Linked DNA regions of Homo sapiens: region 2 is linked to region 1. A link is a loop called in an ENCODE intact Hi-C map of the cell type or tissue named here. Cell type or tissue: K562. All regions are shown on one strand. Region 1 overlaps GABRA3 (gamma-aminobutyric acid type A receptor subunit alpha3). Region 2 has its middle 23 kb from the start of CNGA2.

Region 1 (2,500 bases):
TTCCATTTCATTTTTCAGTCTTTCTTTCTCTCCATGTCTTGTTTTTGCTAATTATTATTGCTATATCCTTAGGCTTATTAGCGTTTCTGTCCTTTTTGGGTTGTAGTTTCTTGTTTCCTTGCATGCTTGGTAATTTTTGACTGGAAACTTTTTTCCAGAAAATTTTCTCAAATTTTTTGACTGGAAACTTTTGACTGGAATCATCGTGAATTCCACTTTGTCAGATATCAGATTTTTTTACTGCTATAAATATTTTTGATTTTTGTTCCGAGATAATGTGTTACTTAGAAATAGTTAAATTCTTTGAAGCTTGATTTTAACCTTTGTCATGTGGGACTAGAGCAGCCTTTAGTCTTGGGATAATTTTGCCATGCCACTGAGGCCATATTCTAAGTACCCTACCCCATGTACCAGGTGTTAAAAGTGTTTCCACCAAGTAGAGTGATGGAAACTCTGGTTGGTGAAAACACAAGTTATTCCAAACCCTGATGTTTTACCCACTGTTTCCAGTGGTCTTTTCCTCATCCTTGAGCTGTGAGGTAAGGAGTACATCCTTGAGTTGTGAGGTAAGGAGTACATACTTGAAAACTTGTGAAGCACCCTCTACAGATTTCTGCTTTCTCTCTCTCTGTCTTTCTCTCCACAACTTTTTAGTCTCCATGCAGCTCTATCTTCTCCTCTGCCTTATGAATTAATAACCTTGGCCTCCCCAATTTCTCAACTTCTTCTCAACTGAAACAGTCCACCAGACGCTATCTGGGCTCCCCTCCCTGCACTGTAGCCTAAAAATTTGCTCCAGGCAGTTAAGGATCAGCAATCACAGAGCTCACCTTGTTTGTTTTCTTTCTTTCAGGAATCAATATCCTGTGCTGCCTTTGTTTGATTTCTATAAAACACTATATATTTGTTCATTTCTTTGTGGTTGTTTAAGATGGGAGAGTAAATCTGGTCCTTATTTTCTTTCTCTTCTTTCCATATTAATTGTTCCAACCTCAAATCCAAAAAAAAAAAAAACAAAACGCAATTGCACCATTCTCCCTCCAGTCTTCCCTATTTTAGAAAATAGCACCACCCAGTGATACAAGCCAGGAACCTAGAAGTTATCCCTTTCTCCTCCTCTTTTTCTAACCCCATAATCTAAGCAGTCACCAAATTCTCTCCATTCACACAGTCATTATTTTCATCCTAGAAAATTGCAATTAATTTGTGACTGGTCTCTCCTCCTTCAATACCGCTCTACTCTAATCCATTATTTATATAAAAGCAGGCGTTACATAGCCTTAGTCCAAAATCAAAACACAATGAAAAAACTGCAAATATATATTTAACTTTACTTAATGTGTTTATTGTAGTACTATGGGTGTAGTAATTTCAAAATATTTTTGTATATTGTAGGATTAAACAAATGGGTACATGTATCAATTAAAAGTACTTGTTGGACTGCAATTAGTAGTATCAGTGTAAACTTATTGCCATACATGCACACACACATACATATACATATATACAATACATCTGTGTGTGTATATGTGTGAGTGTGTGTGCATTTGCTATTTTCCCAGTTCTATCTACTGAAAAATCCTGGAAGCAATGAGATCCTAGCAGTAATGAGGACACCTAGCAGCCAGAAATTTGATTCTAAATGTAATTTCCCAAAAAAGGTACCACTTATTCTTGGAAAAATGACTAATTCCAAGGCTGGATTATGAAAGTACAAAATAAGTCTGGAATATACTGTCATGCCATATAATAAGAAAGTACTCAAAAAATGAGAGCATATCAAAAGGAAACAGAAGCCAAATGGAATAGGCTTCCACTTAGGGAATATGGGAAATTATTAGCAAAAATTTTAATCAAAATAGTCTATTGAAATGAATGATATTAATGGACTGTAATCCACCGAATAAAGCAAAAATCCATTCATACTGACATTAGCTAATTAATTAAAGAGAAAGAGATTTTTTCTTACAATAGAATGTCATTTAGTAAGTGTAGAATAATAATCGCTTTAGAAAATCACCATTTTGCCACCATAATTGTTATTAGTCTCACAGGGATAATCTATAGTTGTTAAGACTATTGGGTGTAAGCTGGAAAAGGCATAAAATAGTGTCAGAACATCTCTCCACAAATTACGTATTAATTATAAACTTTTAAAATAGTAATTTTAGAGTGCAGCAACCTGGTAAACATCTACATTAACATTACCAGTAATGGAGCAAACAGACTTCAAGTCCCTTCTTGAGCAATGTGCTGATAAAGACATAATTAACTCCTATGGTGTTACTTTGAAAATAAATATGGAAGATTTAATCAATGTCATGAAAGACAAAGAAATGCTGAGTGTAGGCTAAACAGACACAACAATAAATGTAATGCATAATCCTAGATTGAATCCTAAATCAATGAAAATTTCTATAAAGTACATTTTGGGGATAATTGGAAAAATTTGAATATGGACTACAGATTACAAAAGAGCATTAGATTACATTTTGTGAAT
Region 2 (2,500 bases), 590 kb before region 1:
CGCTTTTTCCTTCCCCCATGTCATTCTTTGTCCCCTCCCCAGGCACTTTTTTCTCTGTCCTCCCGAATCCTCCCATCCTCCTCTTCTCTGTCTTTCAGGATGGCTCAGCCATCTTTTCCTGCTGCCTGCCTCTCTCCTCCCTATGGCTCTGTCTTTTCCAGCAGCCTAGTCCCTGCTTCTGCCTCACCTCTCATCATCCCTCTTCCCTTCTCACAGTTCTTGCTCCAGCTTATCCTCCAAGCCCCTTCTCTTCCCTTTCCTTCTCAGTCTGTCTCCTCCCTATGTTTCAGGCTTCTAGCCCACCCTTCTTCCTCCCAGCTCCCAGCATCCCAAGCAGCAGACTCCTGGGACCAGCCTCTGGATCCAGTGGTACATGAAGCGGGAGAAAGGAAGGTAGTAGAAGGATATAGCCTCGACAGACTTTGCACTGAGCTGAAGGCATTGGACCCAGAAAAGCCACCAACCCTCCCCAGTCATATTCCCAGGCCAGGGCAGCTCCTAGAGATGTTACACACAGATCATCATTTCTGCCATTGCACCAAAACCTGCTAGAGGATGCTGGCAATGGCTTTCTGGGGACTCGCAGAGTCTCAAGGGAGTGGACATGGTGGTGGCTGCACAAACATTGTCTTAAGTGTCCCATTATACAGCTGGGGACTCTGAGCCCTACATTCAGAAAGTTAAAGAACTGGGATCAGAAGTCAAAGTTAGGAATAACAGAGCGAGATTCTTCGCCTGTGGAGTCTGCACACATGTATCAGAGATGTGGGGACACATGTGTGTTTGTGTGTTAAGTGATTTTCTTAGCATGTTTCACACCCATGCCCACACACCCCTACACCCACAGCCACTCTTCAACCTTGTGATACAAGTGGAAAGTGAATTTGTGCTATTTCTGAAAGACGAATTTAATATTCAGGGAAGTACGAGCTCCGGGAGATTTATGTTGGAGTCCTGAATGGAAGTGATATTGGGCAAGACTAGGCCACAGTGTCCCCATTTTCAACAGAAGACTGGACTAAATGGTCTCCAAGGGTTTTCTAGCTGTGGTGATTTTGGCCCACCACAGGCCCATTTTGCTCCAGACACTATACGTGTGTGGTTTCCTTTAAGCCTGGCATTAAGTCAACAAGCTAGATTTCTCCATTTGTACATACAACAGCCAAGGTACAGGGAGCTTAACTAATGGGCCCTAGAGTCCCAGTAAGTGAAAGATCTGGGATTGGAACATGGGTCTGCTTGGCTCCAGACCTCACTTATCCTGTGCATCAAGGCAATTTCTGACGGAGTTGGTCCAGGGATCTGGGACTCAGGGCTCTTGTCAGGCAGCAGCAGTTTGACCAGTGGAAAGGCAAATTAGACTGGGACAAAGCTGCTCAAGGGAGATGGCTGGAGCTGTTTTCCTTCTGTCCCTGCTACAAGCTGGGGAGTAGGGAGCCTTCACCCAAGATAACATGTGTTTAATCATTGTTTCAGTGATAGCAGAGGCTCTTAACTTTCGGTTAATCACTTGCTGTTCCCACTGCCTGGATGCTCTGTCCCCTGATCTCTGCATTACTGTCTCCTTCTGGACACTCAATCATCCACCTGAATGTCTGGTCGCCCAGTCTGAAGTGTCCATGCAGCTACTCTCTGCCACATCACCTTTTGTTAAATCTCTGGCTAGCACCACTCACTCATATTGTCCTCCTTTATTTCTGTGATTGTTCAAATTCTCCTCTCTCTCTCCACTGAATAGTGTCAGATCATGTTTATCTTGTGTCTGGTTGTACCCCCAAGGCCTGGCACTGTGCTTGGCACCCAGCAAGAAATCAGTGAAAGTTTATTGTGTGAATGATGCCCCAGTGGCAAATAGTGACAAGAACCCAGCACCAGCAAAGTGTTTGGTCATTCTGCGCTGGGTGATGGGGACACCGATGACAATTCCACCAACTTCTTGCCCTCCAGGATTTCCAACATAGTGGAAAGACAGACCTGGTCACAGATCACTGGGGTCCTGTGCTCTATGCTGTGTACTGTGAGAGCCAGACTTATAAAAGGTGCTGCCAAGTCTAGGGCACATTGTAACTGTCTCTGTCTGGGAGAATTAGGGAAGATATTGAAGGTTGAGTCGTTTTTCAGGCAGAGAACCAGGACAGGACATTTCTAGAAAAGGAAACAGTATGAGAGGAGGGGAGAGGTAAACAGGTTTCCCGCTAAGACAGGAGTCCATGTCAAGGGCTCCATTAGACAGGAAGGCACACATAGACTGTGTGGGATGACCTGGCTTGTAGAGGAAATGTTAGAAATACCAGCTTCAGGCCGGGCGCGGTGGCTCACGCCTGTAATCCCAGCACTTTGGGAGGCCGAGGCGGGCGGATCACGAGGTCAGGAGATCGAGACCATCCCGGCTAACACGGTGAAACCCCGTCTCTACTAAAAATACAAAAAAATTAGCCGGGCGTAGTGGCGGGCGCCTGTAGTCCCAGCTACTTGGGAGGCTGAGGCAGGAGAATGGCGT

What was found. Peaks named below come from ENCODE experiments on the same cell type or tissue, not always from the same donor. Only the 100,000 strongest peaks of a DNase experiment are listed, where the experiment ranks them.
Region 2: a loop joins it to region 1, with 6 times the contacts of the local background. A loop is called at or near these places in 19 of 110 quality-filtered maps.

Annotation. Positions count from the first base shown.
Region 1 is chrX:152,342,448-152,344,947 of GRCh38, forward strand. The region is part of intron 3 of GABRA3 (gamma-aminobutyric acid type A receptor subunit alpha3); the gene reads right to left. Among named protein-coding and RNA genes, the nearest start is that of MIR105-1, 49 kb to the right of the region's middle. In K562, a CTCF peak has its summit at 1,062; no DNase peak of the experiment used is centred here.
Region 2 is chrX:151,756,317-151,758,816 of GRCh38, forward strand. No RefSeq gene overlaps it. Among named protein-coding and RNA genes, the nearest start is that of CNGA2, 23 kb to the left of the region's middle. In K562, no CTCF peak of the experiment used is centred here; no DNase peak of the experiment used is centred here.